2 separate regions of the Homo sapiens genome follow, and region 2 is linked to region 1. A link is an interaction called in ENCODE POLR2A ChIA-PET data of the cell type or tissue named here. Cell type or tissue: A673. All regions are shown on one strand. Links, peaks and the distances in the headings refer to the core of each region. The heading gives the core; the rest is flanking DNA.

Evidence for each region. ChIA-PET counts read pairs that join two places held together with the same protein. Peaks named below come from ENCODE experiments on the same cell type or tissue, not always from the same donor. Only the 100,000 strongest peaks of a DNase experiment are listed, where the experiment ranks them.
Region 2: POLR2A ChIA-PET joins it to region 1 with 7 read pairs; 1 of 35 experiments calls an interaction of 5 or more read pairs at or near these places.

What each region holds. Positions count from the first base shown.
Region 1 is chr18:59,215,411-59,223,739 of GRCh38, reverse strand. It overlaps GRP (gastrin releasing peptide), which reads right to left and starts at 3,582. Exons shown (of 3, transcript NM_002091.5): 1 at 3,336-3,582. The coding sequence starts at 3,474. RefSeq lists an enhancer at 3,748-4,362. In A673, for the core only: CTCF peaks have their summits at 3,408 and 3,619; DNase peaks (open chromatin) are centred at 444, 2,318 and 3,709; H3K4me3 peaks cover 3,845 bases; H3K27ac peaks cover 3,273 bases.
Region 2 is chr18:58,874,656-58,882,984 of GRCh38, reverse strand. The region is part of intron 2 of ZNF532 (zinc finger protein 532); the gene reads right to left. Among named protein-coding and RNA genes, the nearest start is that of ZNF532, 14 kb to the right of the region's middle. In A673, for the core only: no CTCF peak of the experiment used is centred there; no DNase peak of the experiment used is centred there; H3K27ac peaks cover 273 bases.

The sequences.
Region 1 (8,329 bases), core at 138-8,137:
GACTTTATTTATATGGAGGAAATTAAATCATGATGGTTGGAAGGCAGGATTAGAATCCTGATACTCCCAGTGATGACCTAGATCACCTTGCCCTTCTAACTGACTATCATCTAGTTAGAATGCTGGAAATGAGAAAGAGTTATTGCCAGTAAAACAGAGAAGTGATGCAGATATCACACATAAGAACCTCATTTTTGTCATGCCTGAATAATTTTGTGGACTTTTCTAAAATGGGAGGAGAAAGTTATTCTCCATTCTGTGATTGTACTAACTTTCAGTACTTGCATATATGGGGAATGTGTGGGGATCAGTTCTTTATCTCTAGTTCCATAGACTGGTTGCTAAGGAGAGCACGCTATCTGTAACATCCCAGGGAAGTACACATTCCCTGGGTCCAGTTTTGCTTTTGAGCTAGTGACTGTCAACCAAATCGTCATCTCCATGGCAACATGGATGATACGCCCACTTCCACCTCTTCTCCCAACATCATCTGTCAAGTGCCCATATCATAATAATGGAAACCTCACCATAGACAAAAGACAGGCACTTGAAAAAATAAAACCTTGATCAGAGAAAAAAAGAGCTTTTGTTCTTTTTATTAATCATTTAAAGATACTACTAAAGGGAAGGTTTGAAACAGAAATGAATAAGACATAGATGAAAGTGTTGAGTACTACTAAGAAGTAGTATTTTTGGACCCACACTTAAATTCTATTCCACAGTTTCTGGGGCCATAACAAGCCATTCTGCAGTGGAATACTGGTATTTCCAAATTCAACCTTCTGGGATATGTCTCACGTCCAAGTTAGAACCACAGTTAGGAGCATTTCATGGGTGCACAGGGAATAGTAGCCAGTATAAGTGTTGTCATATATTTTCATCACACAAACAAAACATTTCCACGAACATCAAGCCAGATAAAAATTTGTTAAGTTTTCAAGCTGTTAACCTTTTTTCCATTGCTGCACCATGCTTCTCTCAGCTAGAAGAAGCAATTTACTTACCAAGCCTGTAAATGTGTGCTGACAGCATCCTCATGGACAGCAGCATGTAGCTTTGGTTTTATATAATTAAAACTAAACTACATGTCTTTGGTGATTGAAGAGGATAAGCATTTTCTTGAGATAACTGAAAGCTAAATTTGAAGTGTAACATCATTCATCCTTGTCAATGCTCATATTCCAACAGAGGGCATGTTACTCAAAGCAAACGTTTTCTCAACCGCAAGGTAATTTTAGGCTAAAATGTGAGTTTCTACTTCACCTCCCTCTTTCCCTTGCTCCTCCTCAACTCTGCACAGTTATCAAAGGGAGAGAAAAAAGTGCATTTGAGAATAAATATGAAAATGGTATTTGGGGTCACCACTGGTTGGTATTCTTTTGGGTTAGGAATGCTCAAGTACCACTATGAAGGGCAATTAAACGGCAGACACCCTAAATACCTGGAGACAGATGTTCTGCGGAACTACAGCAAATCAAGATTGGCTTGACTTGCACCAGAAATAACACGATGCCACTCCCCAGTTAACTCTATTGTCCTCCTTTGGGCCTGCAAGCGTTACCTAATAATAAGCTTTATTAGTGCAATAATATAGATGAGTACAAAGAGATTGGGAATCCAGAACTTTCATTCCATCTTTCCAGCCCCATTGGCTGGTGGCTGGGCCAGATAATGGCCACTTGATCTAAGCTCCCAGAAGCCCTCTTTAAGAAGCATCAATTCTAAGTTTGGATTCTTCAACACCTGCTAAGCATCCTTCATTCTTGAAATGGAGGGTTTTTCAGCTTCACCCATTCCAACCTCTCCTCTCCACACCAGACTGCTGGGTTCCTCCTGTCCCTCAGCGATCACACATCCTCTCATCTCTGGAACTGTCAAGACTTGGCAAATGATTATTTTAGCAACAGTGGAAACCACTCTATTGCAGCCCAAAGATCTCGACTTCCCTCACAAAAGCACACACGACACAGACGAGCTGAGGAAGCAACAGTTCCAGTCCCACTCCTTCCCCCAAATTATTTATCTTCTATCAAGATTTGTGAATCAGCCGATATATGAATTAGCAAGTACTTGTTCAACACACCGTTCCCCAGCGCCCGTTCTAAGTAGATGGCTAAGGAAATACACACACACACACACACACAGAGACACACACACACAGAGACACACACACATACACACTCTTAAATCTCTTCAGGGATTAACCAGCTTCCCAAGAAGCTGGTTGGGGTTGTTGTAGTTGGCTTTTGTGGGGCGGGTAGGTGGGGGAGTGAGGAAGTTGGACGCTCTGCGTTTGCTGGAAGCTATGCTCGGCGACGCCGAGAGCCCTGGGGTGATGCTGGGTGAGCCGAGGCTGCCAGGCGCTTCCTGCCTCCCAGCTGAGCGAAAGCAGCGAGTGCGCGCAGGGCGGAATCCTGACCCCACCCGCAGGCGCCCTCCGCACCCGCAGCGCGGCCGTCCTCTCCGCCTGGGTTCTAGGGGCCATGGCGAGGGAGCCTCCAAGCCGGTGCCTAGAGAGCAGGACCTGTTGCAGAGGGAATGGGAAAGGAGCGAGGGGAAAGGGCGAAGTCGTGGGTCAAGAAGGGCGGAGAAAGAGCGGAGCTCAGAGGGGCAGAGAGATCGGGATGAGCTTGGAGAGCAGGCGAGATTCCCCAAGCTCAGAGCCTGCTGGCTGGAAAGAGGGAGGGCAAAAGGGCAGGGAAAAGAATATCGCTGCAAAGCGAAGAGAAGGACTGAGGAAACTCCAGAGAGTCACAGACAGGCGGGATTCAGGGCACTGCGCACTGAACAGATGTGAAACCCGGGGCGGGAGCGCTGCACCCTAGGTCCCCACACCTGTGGCTTTGCGGGGAGCATAGGCGCAGCTTAGATTTCAGCCCATGCCAGTCGCTGTTGAGGCCACCGAGCTGGACCAGGGTTCTGAGATGCTTTCAAGGGACAACGCTCCCCAAGATTATTCTAGGAGAGTACCGTGCCAGACAGGTTGAGACTAGGCGGACAAAAGGAGATGTAGGATGGGCGCAGAGGGAAGGTGATCTGCACCGGGGTTGGCTGTTGGGAGCTCGGGTGCCCTGGGGAAGACAGGCTGGAAGCGAGCGGGAAAGGATCAGCGGACCAGCCTGCGGCTGACTAGGGACTCATGGGCTCCCTAGAATGGGGAAAGGTGGGGTGGAGTTTTAGGAGAACGGGGAAGGTGTTTGCCGATAGAAAGGTCACAACAAACCCAGCTCCCAAAGCTGGGCCAGGGAAACGCAAAGAAATGGGGAGACAGGTCCCCTCCGGCTGGCTGATCCAGAGGAGGACAAGCGCGCGGCTCCCGCGGCCAGGACACTCACCCACCGCCCAGTGGTTGCCGCGCGGGTACATCTTGGTCAGCACGGTCCCTCCGCCCGCAGGCAGCGGGACCGCTCGCCCCCGGGGCGCCAGGCAGAGGACCAGCGCCAGCAGGACCAGCGGGAGCTCACGGCCGCGCATGGTCCCGACGGGAAGCCCTTGGAGCGCGCCGGAGAGGCTGGGAAGAGCAGAGACTGGTGACCCGGACCTCGGAGGAGCTCCGCCGCCGCAGCCGCTGGTGCTACTGCTGCGGCCTCCACTAGGGCCCCTACTTTATATGGAAGCCCGGGCGGGGGGGCTGGGGGGCTCTTCTATCGCGGACCAGAGCGCTCTGACGTCTCCCTATAGCTAACCGGGGCGCTGGGACGCCCGGTCCGGAAAACCATCCATCTCCCCGCCGAGTGATGAAAAGGCTGAGTGTACATTGCCCCCTCTTTTTTCCTCGTAGCCCCGTCCGCCTTCCCCACATCGGATTAATTCCTCCGGTCCTCGACGCCTTCCATCCAACACAATTTAGTGAACTCCTCCCTCTCCAGGCTCGCCGGCGCCTCCAGCCTTAGCTGCCTTGAGAGTCCTGGAGAGGGCGACCCCGCTGCCTGATCTGGGCCGGGAGGGGTGGGGGGTGTAGCTGGAGACGGGTGAGCTCTAAAGATGGATGGGCTTTGCTGGAGGGATTTGGAACCACCATTTGAAGGCCTTCTGATTCTCCAGACCTTTCTCTTCGTAGGCCACATCTTTGCTGTCCCAGCCCATAGATTTTGGAACCTTGCCTCCTTGCAGATCTCTCTCTCTTTTTCTGGACCTTGCCTCTTTCTTGCAGATCTCCTCCCCTCCTCTCCCCTCCTCTCCCCTCCTCTCCCCTCCCTTCCCCTCCTCTCCCCTCCTCTCCCCTCCCTTCCCCTCCTCTCCACTCCCATACCCTCCCCTCCCCTCCACTCCCCTTCTCTCTTCTCCTCCCCTTCCCATCCCTCTCTCTCTCCCCTCCTCCCCAATCTCTCTCTCTCTCTGTCTCTCTCTCCCCCTCTGCTGCCCTCCACCTTAAGGTTAAGGGCAGTATCCTTAACCCACCTGGTATTCCCAGGCAGCTCTGCCCACTTGTATGGCAAGACAGAAGATAGCTGGCCCTTTTCACAAGCATGCAACTTCCATGGAATAGAGAAAGAAACTGCTTTATGCCAGTTTCCCTAGGCTGCCTCTACCTGAAAGCTCAAACTGTCCCTAAACTGCCACATACACACCCCTCTAGAGTTGCTCAACGTTCCTCTGCTCCTTCTGTTCTCAGATCTAAAGAATGGTCACCAGCCCAATCCCCGAGGTTCTAAATACCATGGATACAAAGGGGATCAGCACCATAGCAATGCAACAATAAATAGAAGCTGGTAGGATGCTGTTGCCCACGTTTTGGCTGCCAGAGTTGGCCGTGTGGTTGGAATAGGTGAGGTCTATTCCTCCTCAAATGCTTGTTAATTGCCTCCCTGTTGGGTCTTTAGTGTTCCATGTCAACATGGTGTTGATATTGATATATTGATATTGATAAAGTTGAAAACATACACTTGTGTCTGAGTATCTGCTGATTCAATACATTCTTCTTCTTCTTTTTTTTTTTTTTTTTTTTTTGAGACAGAGTCTTGCTCTGTCACCCAGACTGGAGTGCAATGGCGTAATCTGGGCTCACTGCAACCTCTGCCTTCCCGGCTCAAGTGATTCTCCTGTCTCCGCCTGTGGAGTAGCTGACATCACAGGCATGCACCACCACGTCTGGCTAATTTTGTATTTTTAGTAGAGATGAGTTTTCACCATGTTGGCCAGGCTGGTCTTGAACTTCTGACCTCAAGTGAGCCGTGGCCTCCCAAAGTGCTGGGATTACAGGCATGAGCCACTGTGCTTGGTGTTCAATATATTCTTAAGTGATTACACACTCACATTGCATGACTGAGTACTCTTGGATCTGAAGAGTATTTTCATGCATGTGTCTGGGTCTAAGAGAAAAAAAGTCAATTTTAAGATCATTAATAGTTTGGTAGCCAACCAAATACAATAATACTATCCTCAGTGAGTGAGCTAAGTGAAAATCAAAAGAAAAAGGTCCACAGACTGGCCTGGGCTCCATCCCTCCCGGGTTCCCAGCCTCTCTGCATTCCGTTCCCAGGCTCTGTCAGTAGGCAAGTGTTCCATTGGCAGGCAACTGATCATCCCTAGGCGTGCTGCCTCCCACACAGTGAGCTTGCTTCAACACAGGGACTTGGTATTGTTCCTCTGTGTGTCTGCAGAGCACCTGGATCATAGTGGTGCTTGATAAGTATTTGGCGAATGAACAACAAACCTAAGAAATGCCCAGGTCTAAGAAATGCCTTCTGCAACCGTGGATCTTTGGAGGCGCATTAAACCCTTATCTCTCCAAATTAAGTTGTAGAAAAATGCTCTTTCTCTTTAGTTTAACCAAGATTATTTTAGAATCTTTCAAATGAAATCCTCCACCTCCTCCCATCCCCATGAAACTAAGGGGAAGCCACTGTAAAGACATTCAAGTGTAGAAATAATTGTTTAGAAAGCACAACACTTCTGCTAATTCAGGCAACACTGTTTCTTGTGTCCATTACACGCCAGGAGATACCTAGGCCCCTCCATTCACCTTAGCTCTTGCTCCAAGGCCACCCCAGCCTACAGGTTTCCTGCCTGCAGACTACGGCTGGGCCACATGACTTGCTGTAGCACCCTGTAAGGACAGCACCCATGTCATCTGGCTCGATACTGCCTCCACAGTGCCTGGCCCAGTCTTAGGCACAAAGATGGGACTCAAGAGATTTGAATCGATACATTGTCCTCCAGGAAAAGGAGGCTGAGTCCAAACTTCTAACCAGAAAAGACAGTGGACTGTTTCCAGTTAGAGAATGGAACCTTTGCATGTTTGATTCAGTTGATATGAATAAGCCCCAGTAGATCCTGGCTGGGTGTCCTCTCATACACCTCTTAAAATCCTCACTACAGACAGCTGGGTAAATATGATTAACCCCACTGACATAGTTAGGGGAAAGCTAAACTCTATGAGAAAGAGACCTTGCAATGCAATGACCCATTCAAAAGAGAAGTCTATTTCTCTTTTCTGTCCAGGGCAGGTGTTCCAGGTTGGCAGGCAGCTCTGTTCCACATTGATAATCAGAAACCTGGGTTCACACCACCTGGGGTCTCTACCATTCCCTACAGCAGCACTACTCAAAGGGCTGGCCTGCAGGGAGAGAAGGAGCTTGCATTAGAATGCAAGTCAATGTACGGCTTCCTTCATCGAGAGCATCTTGCTATGAAAAAAAAAAAAAGTCAGCTGTACTAAACAATGTGTGTAGAGATGTTATTGACTTGTGTCCTAGTACAAGATCTTTATCTCATTGTGGATGGGAAACAAATAGTTTGGGAGGAGCAGCTGGTCTATGGATCACATGTGATGAGCACTTTCCTATCTGTCTGCATAGCTTGGGTTGCAGGTGCCAAAAAGGGGAAGATGGAGGAGGCACGCCCGCTCTCTTAATACACCAGCCAAAATGAAGCATTTATCTCTTCTGCTCGTGTTTCATTAGTAAAAAGTCAACCACATGGTCATAGCTAACTGCAAGAGAGATTGGGGGTTGCAGTCTTAATAATCAGTTATGCCTGGCTCTGATTGCATCACTGTGGAAGAAAGAGTCCATGGAGTTTGACGGATAGCTGAGAAACTCTACCAGAACCAACCTAGTGCCTGATATTCCATGATTTATGCTGTGACCTTTTAGCTCAGTGACCATGGATAGTTCATCACCGAGTGCACTTGTAAAATTATTTTATCCCATGGAGCTCAGGGGTATTTTGTGATTTGGGGGTTTGTTTTTGTTTTGAGACAAGCTCTCCCTCTGTTGCCCAGACTGGAGTGCAGTGGTACAATCATGGCTCACTGCAGCCTTGACTTCCCGGACTCAAGTGATTCTCCCACCTCAGCCTTCTGAGTAGCTGACACTACAGGTGCATGCCACCATGGCTGGCTAGGTTTTGTATTTTTTGTGGAAATGGGGTTTCACCATGTTGTCCAGGCTGGTCTTGAACTCCTGGGCTCAAGCTATCCTCCCACCTTGGCCCTGCAAAGTGCTGGAGTTACAGGCGTGAGCTACCATGCATGGCTGAGTTCAGGCTTTGATGAGCTTTTAACTGTGCAACAGGCCATATATATTTAGATTTCCCATTTTTTTATTCATCAAAGACATAAGGAACTGTCTATCAATCAGAGCTTCTAATCAGGTTGAAATAACAAGCATCACCTCAGAGAGTCGATGTAATTCCAATATAAATCAATGAAACATTGCATTTTAGTTTCTTCATGGCTTTTTGAAATGTGCAAAACAGCTCATGCATCTCTACCATTGCTCTTAGGGGATTCCAGGCTGAGAGTCTCTGCTTAAGTTTAGTGGCTATTTTTGCCAAATGAAAATAGCTCTGTGAGGGGAAATACCTTAAGTTGTGACTGGCCATTTATATGTGGAGCCAGTGAAGGCTTTGAGGGCAGGTCTTGCTGCAGGGAGATGCTCCAAGATTCCCAGGTCCAGGCTGGAGTGAAGGAAGCAGAGCAAGATGGGGAATGATGGAGAACAAGGAAGCAGTGGTGAGGAGTTTAGGAGTCAGGCTGGCCTGGGTTCCAATTCCTCCTCTGCCATTTAGGAGCTATGATTGGCACCTCACTTAGCATGGGCATGTCAGTTTCATCATCTGTAAATTGAGCTGGTAATGCTTCCCTCCCTAGGGTGGTAGGACAGTTACATGAGATCATGTGTATCTATTGTCCAGCAGCTACTTATTCTTTAAATTAATAATAATGGGGAACTGTAATTAGGGCAGGCTAATTTCTGTATTAGATTGTGATTTTCAAGATAGCATCATTTTCTTGTTCAATGCCTAACCCAGTGTTGTGCTATTTAAGTCTCCTGAGAAGATCATACAAGTAATAGCTGCTGCTTAGTGAGTACTTATTATGTGC
Region 2 (8,329 bases), core at 93-8,092, 340 kb after region 1:
GGGTTCTACAGTCTAGGAATTTGAGAAATGTTAGATTAAATACACACACACACAGCCTGATTTCTTTTCTCAAGGCTTCTCAGAACTTTCCAGAGCTAACATGAACCTCCAATGTGAATCTTCAAAGTGGGAATCCAGGGCTTTAGCATTACCCAAGCTTATCTGATGCTGGAATCTTTCAGGATGAGATATCTCTGGGACAAACGTAAAGCTGGGTTTAAGAAATTATTCTCTTTGGAGACTGGGGATGGTGTCTCACACCTCTAATCACAACACTTTAAGAGGTCAAGATGGGAGGATCACTTGAGGCCAGGAGTTTGAGACCAGCCCAAGCAACAAAGCAAGACCCCATCTCTACAAAAAATAAAAATAATAATTAGCCAGGAATGGTGTTGCACACCTGCAGTCTCAGCTACTTGGGAGGTTGAGACAGGAGGATTGCTTGAGCCTACAGGTTCAAGGCTGCCATGAGCGGAGATCAGATCACTGCACTCCAGCCTAGGCAACAGAGCAAGACCCTGCCTCTTAAAAATATATTCTCTTTAGGAACTGGTTTTAGGAAACAGGCATGCATCCTATAGTTATCATGTGAGGGAGGTGCTTCCAGCCCATTTTCCTGACAACTCTAACTCCATGCTTTTCTTGGCAGTACTTCCTCTCCAGACACACCTCTGCATCAACCCAAGATGACTTAAGGAAAGAACAAGTTAACAAATCTCCAAATATGGAGGGAGAGCAAGAATGAAGTATTTCTAAAGAGACTCCACCTAAAGTTTCATGCCATAGAAATGATTATAAAAACTATGTTCCCAGCTTGGGCAACATTGTGAAACCCCGTCTCTACTAAAAACTGAAAAATCAGCCACACATGGCAGCGTGCACCTAATAGTCCCAAGCTACGCAGGAGGCTGAGGTGGGAGGATCACCTGAGCCCGGGAGGCAGAGGTTGCAGTAAGCTGAGATTGCACCACTGTACCCCAGCCTAAGAGACGGAGCAAGACCCTGTCTCAAAAAATAAAAAATAAAAAACCTTGTTTGATGGTTCTGGAAGTATTTCCAAAAAGAAGCTATTTGTATTGTAAAATGCACACAAGTAGGCACACATAGATACTGTAAAGGAAAAACAATGAATAAAAGCAGCACAAGATCTCTTAATGTTTATGGACATTGAGTAGCTACAGCCACATCAGTCTCCTGAAGCAAGAAATGCCTCATGGCTCTTGACAATAGGAGAAATACTGGTTGACCTAGCAGTGGCTTTGAACGTCAAAGATATCTGAGCCTGACACCAATTAGCTATAAAAATGACACCTATAAACCACAGGACACTGTAGGTGATTTAAAGCATGGGCTTTCTATAAGACAAACTGAGGTGAGCTCTGCCTTTTAGAAGTTACAAAATTCTAACCAAGTGACTTAACTTCCATAGGTGATAACAAGACAGATGTCCTCAAAACTTACAACAACCACATGCAATATGATAAACAGCATCCTCAACTTGCGTGCCCCTTGCAGACACACAACCCAGCAAGGTCTTTTAAGAAGTAAAACAGGCTGGGTGCAGTGGCTCATGCGTGTAATCCCAGCACTTTGGGAGGCCGAGGCAGGATCAGCTGAGGTCAGGAGTTCAAGACCAGCCTGGCCAACATGGTGAAACCCCGTCGTCTCTACTAAAAATACAAAAAATTAGCTGGGCTTGGTGGCAGGCCCCTGTAATCCCAGCTACTTGGAAGGCTGAGGCAGGAGAATCACTTGAACCCAGGAGGCAGAGGTTGCAGTGAATCACTTGAAGGAGGCAGAGGCTGCAGTGAACCGAGATCACGCCACTGCACTCCAGCCCGGGCGACAGAGCGAGACTCTGTCTCAAAAAAAAAAAAGAAAAAAAGAAAAAAGAAGCAAAACAGATGCAGAACAGATTCTTCCTATCTTCAGTGACCTGAAATTAGACCACTGTGTAACCAAATATGTTATAGCTCAATTTGAAACTTCAAGTGAAGTCAGTAATATCCTAACATTCAAGATTAGAAGAGAATTTTTTTAAAATTCTGAGCCATCTAAATCAAAAGCAGTAAAGCCTAATCACAGTATTACATCAAGTGCTAAACTATGTGCTTAATCTTTTCCAAAATTAACATTGGCCAGATAAACCAGACTTGCATTTTGCCAGATATATACCTCTGAGGGGCCCCAAACATACACACACACACACAGACGCGCGCGCGTGCGCGCGCGCCTATGAGAGGGCTCAAATATACATCTATGTACCTATAAAAGACCCTGAACTTTAGGTTTGAACAATTCCACCAGTCATTTGGCCAAATTTCCTACCTTCAGTGTCTCAGTCCAACAATTATTCAGACAACAAGCATTTGCTATGCATTTATGGAGCTAATACTGCAAGCTAGACATACTGTTTTTGCAATTTCTGAGTAAAGAGAAAACAGAAAAAAGATTCACTTTCCACACTCAAAAGAGCTCATCCACTCTGGCAATTGTATTAAAGAACGGTAAAGGTTACAGACTTCAGGGTGAGAAAGATCCGGGTACAAATGCCAACTCCAACTTAGCCTTGGCATATCCATTAACCTCTCTGAGCCTCAAGTTCCTCAGGAATAAAGTGGGATAATAAGATGACCCACTTTTCGGCACTGCTCTGAGGCCTAACGACTTAGATCTCAAAATGGCTCCAAATAAACAGAGTTTCCCTAGCTGCATTCTACCAAGGTGACCAAGTCACCCGTTAGCTCATCTTCACTGCAACTCTTGCTTTTCATCATTTCTTAACAAACAAGTGTCTATCGAGCCAGACAGCTATGCTCAGCGGCCTCTGCACACTTTCTTCTCCTGGTAAGTGTTCCCACCATTCCCTCTCTGGATCACCTTTCTTTTTTGTCCAACTCCATCCCTCTCTTTTTTCACACTTCCACCAAAACATCTTTTTCAGAACCTCTATTTGGATCCAATCCTTCCCTTTTTTGTATTCATCCTGTCCTTGCCCCTAGAATCCACGTAAGCATGTCAGAAAACAGTGTTAAAAGTTAAGGACACAAATCCAATTTACTTACAGGTAAGTTCCTTTCTCACAATAATGAATTAAGGCAAAGCTACAAACTACACCCCCAAAACAGTACAGTCAAGTAACAACTCTGTGCTCAAGGCTGTAAGGAGAACAGACGAAAGACGGAATGAACGAAGGAAAATCCACCCCTACCACTGAAAAAAACAATCGTTGGCCAACAGTGTTGTTTTTAATGTATGAACAAGAGTACATGCTATAGAAAAAGGCAGCTGCCAACAGCCGGGCATGGTGGCTCACTCCTGTAATCCCAGCGCTTTGGGAGGCTGGGGCAGGTGGCTCACAATGTCAGGAGTTCGAGACCAGCCCAGCCAACATGATGAAACCCTGTCTCTACTAAAAATACAAAAATATTAGCCGGGCGTGGTGGCAAGCACCTGTAATCTCAGCTACTTGGGAGGCTGAGGCAAGAGAATCCGGGAGGCGGAGGCTGCAGCGAGCCGAGACTGTGCCACTGCACTCCAGCCTGGGCAACAGAGCGAGACTCCCTCTCAAAAAAAATGAAAAAGGCAGTCGCCACTTGCATTGTCTTTTTGCCGCCAGCTTTTACACTTACCCAATAAACATGCATAGCTCACTTCTCATTGACTCTACTCATTTAATTAATTGTTTTGCCAATGTCTGAACAAAGATTTTTTTCTCACAATGACATTCTCTAGAAAGCATCGCATTTTACAATGAGGAACGCCTTGGCCAGACACAAGAGACGCTAATGTATCAGATTTGCCTCTATGGCTCCTACTGTAGCAGGCCCCGCCGGGCGTGCCTCACAACCCCACTGGCCACCTTCACTAAAGGCTACTGTCACCTATTTAGGGCTAAGAACAAGAACAACCTGCCCTCCACAGCTGATTAGACCAGGCCCAGTGAGATTTTTGGCCTTGAGAACTGCAAGTAGGACAGAGGACTACAGGTGATGTCCACTAGTATTTAAAATGAGGACATGGAGACACAGGAGCTGTGGAACAGCATTGTTTGCCCATGTGTATAGGAAAGAAGTTCTACTAAGGGGGAAGCAAAAGAGACAACCAAGGGCATGTGGTCCTCAAAAGAATGCGGAGTAAGCTTAGTGCAAGATGACGCTTGAGTTCTTGATGTCAGGTCCTCCTGACAGCTGCTAACCCTGGGCCTCAGAATGAGCTGCCTTTCTTACTGCATAGCTTGATCATGTCCTACAAATCATGCAAACTCTAAACAATCTAGTCTTTCAGAGCCTTCTCGTATGAACTTTGCCAGGCAAGGAGCTACTGCCTCTCCCAATGCACACCCCTCACCTCAGCCACCTGGGCCACGGGGGCCCTTAGTCACCACTCCACGTGAAGGCTGGGTGAAGTTGGCTCCACTTCAGGCTGCAGTTATCCAGTGATCACTGGAACTGGTAGCTCATATGGTCTTCATTCATTCACCAACTCACTCATTCATTCCATGGTAGTCCTTCAGGGGGGCCTCTCCTATCAGCACCACAGATCACAGATCTTTCGGACTGCCGACTCCTGCCATCATGCACTTGTGCATGGCCATCTGTCCTGCATCTGTATGTGTTCCCGTCCTTGCCTATTTCACCGGACTTGTGCCCATCATCTTTGGCCTTCTGATGTCCTCTGAAGGTCTACCTGCCCAGTGGTTTTTTTTCGTTTTGTTTTTTTTGTTTTTTGAGATGGAGTCTTGCTCTGTCGCCCAGGCTGGAGTGCAGTGGCTCAATCTCAGCTCACTGCAACTCCTGCCTCCCAGGTTCAAGTGATTCTCCTGACTCAGCCTCCCGAGTAGCTGGGAATACAGGTGCATGCCACCACACCTAGCTACTTTTTGTCATTTTAGTAGAGACTGGGTTTCACCATGTTGGCCAGACTGGTCTCGAACTCCTGACCTCTATTGATCTGCCCACCTCAGCCTCCCAAAGTGCTGGGATTACAGGTGTGAGCCACCATGCCCAGCCAACCTGCCCAGTCTCTGACTCTTTAACTTACCCTGACTCTTGGCATGCTATGGCAACATTCTGCCCTAGCTACATTCTAAACTCACCCCCCAACTGTGACTAACTTCCATAGTTCCACTTCCTTAATCCAGGGCTGGCCCCACAGCCTTGACCATCCTTAGGACACACCCAACCTTGTCCCTATTCTTCCAAACCCCACTCCACTCCCCTTCCAACAATCTGTGATTCCATAAGGGCCACACTCACAGGCCCAGAGCCGATACTGTCACCATGCCAGGCACAGGATTCTGCACAGCACAGGGAGTTGACAGACTTAGCCAACGATTAATAAATCCAATTCAATGTGCCAGATTCATATAACACAGAACTCTCAGTGCCCAGATGTCCAGTAAGATCTAAATTTCAACTAGAATTTCTGTGAAATGGCAGACTTTCTTGTAGAGAGATGGGGAAGTTAAAACTGAACTCATGCAACAGACATTTATTTATTGCTATAGCTGATTTAATCAATGTGCCTTCCCAAAGTAAAATAAACCCACTAAGTAAAATTCTCCAGTCTCTTACATAAGAGTTTAAACATATAACACAGTGAACTCCTTCCTGCAACTCAATCTCCTGTTTGGTCCAGGCCCCAAGGCAACCTTCCCCAGGACAGCTTCACCCAAGGACCCAATGGAGGCTGTCTCCATCACGTGCTGGAGAGGTGATGTGACTAGCCGTTTTCCAACACTGCTACATGAAGTGGCTCTTCTAACCCCCATTCTAAGGAAAACTCCCAAGTCACCTCTATTCCTCATCAGGCAAGGGGGCAGAAACGGTGGCAAGCTAACTGCCTTCAGTCCGCATCTCTCACTGGATACTGAATCCGTGAACCAAACACAGTCACTTTTCTTTTCTGCTTTTTTTTTTTCTCGAGACAAGGTCTCACTCTGTTGCCCAGGCTGAAGTGCAGTAGTGTGATCCTAGCTCACTGCAGCCTCTAACTCCTGGGCTCAAGTGATCCTCTTGCCTCAGTCTCCTAAGTAGCTAGGACTACGGGTGCACACCACCACAGCCAGCTAATTTTATTTCTTGTAGAGACGGGGTTTACCATGTTGCCCAGGCTGGTCTCAAACTCTTGGCCTCAAGTGATCTTCCCACCTCAGCCTCAGCCTCCCGAAGTGCTGGGATTACAGGCGTGAGCCATTGCACTAGGCCCAAAGTCACTTGTCTGTGCTGACCTAAGGCCTGACAGTCTTCATGAAGTCATAACAGGCACCTTTGCCCCATCTCCTGGATGCAATCACAATATTAAAATTCTTTTCCATCTGATCCGACTACAAGTGTCAAAGGGATCACAATATCAAAGGTGGAGTAATGCAGAAATGTAGGGAGAGGAATAAACCCCGGATCCATTCAGATCCTGAGTACTCAGAAATTAGCATTCATGCCAGAACTGGGCATCTGTGATCAAAAAAAACAGTCCTGGCCCCCATGTCTGCTCCCTGCTAGCATCACATGCCAAGCTAGAGGGTAAGTCCCTGTGGTGTCAGGGAAGGCCTGGAGAATCTTATCGCTTTGGAAGCAGAGAGGAAGCAGGTCCGAGACCAAGGGAGGAGCAGAGAGCCTTGCTACTCAGAGCGTGACAGGCCATGAACCAGCAGGGTCAATGGCACCAGGAGGCTACTTAGAAATGCAGTCTTGGGCCCATCCCAGCCCTACAGAATCATTATCTGTATTTTAACAAGATCCCCAAGTGAGGCTGGGCGCGGTGGCTCACGCCTGTAATCCCAGCACTTTGGGAGGCCGAGGCAGGCGGATCACGAGGTCAGGAGATCGAGACCATCCTGGCTAACACGGTGAAACCCCGTCTCTACTAAAAAATACAAAAAAAATAGCCGGGCATGGTGGCGGGGGCCTGTAGTCCCAGCTACTCGGGAGGCTGAGGCAGGAGAATGGCATGAACCCGGGAGGCAGAGCTTGCAGTGAGTCGAGATCGCGCCACTGCACTCCAGCCTGGGCGACAGAGCGAGACTCTGTCTCAAAAAAAAAAAAAAAAAAAGATCCCCAAGTGATTTGTATGCAAACTAAAGTGTGAGAAATACACTCTAGACGACAAGGGCTCCCGAGAGGTACGGAACACCAGCAGCAAACTGGAGCTTTTACACGGAAAAGATGTACAAAGTGGTAGAAACAGAAAAGAATTTCAAAGCTGGCCAGACCCTGGTTCAAATCTAGGGTCGATCACCTACTAGTGGAGCATTCTTCAGCTGGTCACTCAAGCTGTGAGTCTCAACAGGAATGTGAAGTATAACCTTACAGGGGACAGTAAGTATAAGGCATCCAGCACACAGCAAACCTGTGATTAATACTGGTTCCCTTTCCATAATGAAGCAAACACCAACCCAGTGTGGCTGTGTAGACCTGTGATGGAGACAGGTGAATTAGGAACACCTGAGAGAGAAAAAGGGGCCAAACTAGCACTATCTTTGTTAACAGAAGGAGAGACTCAATGTTATCAACAAATATGAATACTGCAGGGCACCAGAAAAATTTCATTGCTAAATTTATTTGAATGTCCACCCACCATTCCAGAACAGCATTGTCCAAGGGAAGTATAACAAAAGCCACATATCTAGTTTTACATTTTCTAGCAGTCATATTTTAAAAATAGGAAAAAAAGGACTTGGCACAGTGGCTCATGCCCATAATCCCAACACTTTGGGAGCCTGAGTGGGAAAGATCACTTGAGTCCAGAAGTTTGAGACCAGCCTGGGCAACACAGCAAGACACTCATCTCCAGGAAAAAAAAGTTTTAATTTTTTGAAAAAGAGAAAAAAAGGGGGGGGAAAGGTGAAATAGCCAAAATGTTATGAATTCAACATGTAATCAATATAAAAAACAAGATATTCTGTTTTTTTTCATTACATCTTCAAAACCTGATATGTATCTTATACTTACAGCTTATTTCAATTAGGATTTGCCATATTTCAAGTGCTCAGTAGTCATATGTGGCTAGTGGCTACCACACTACTGAACAGAGTAGTTCCAGAAATAAAATAATTATTCATAGATCCTTCTCCACTCACCCTTCTATCACCCCCAAATCCCAGTGTGCAGAATATAAGTATCTAGGCATGGTCAAACAAACATGGGAAGCGAAGTGCCGGGGGAAAGGGTCAGAATATAGGCTTTTGCTAACCTGGCATATTTTCACCATCAAGTTTTGTTTTGTTTTAAACTTTGGTCAACGTAAATTGCACCCACAGACAACCTAAAGTACAGCCACTCAGTGGAAAATTTTTCCAGAAGCAAAAAAATGTTCAAGTACTAGATTA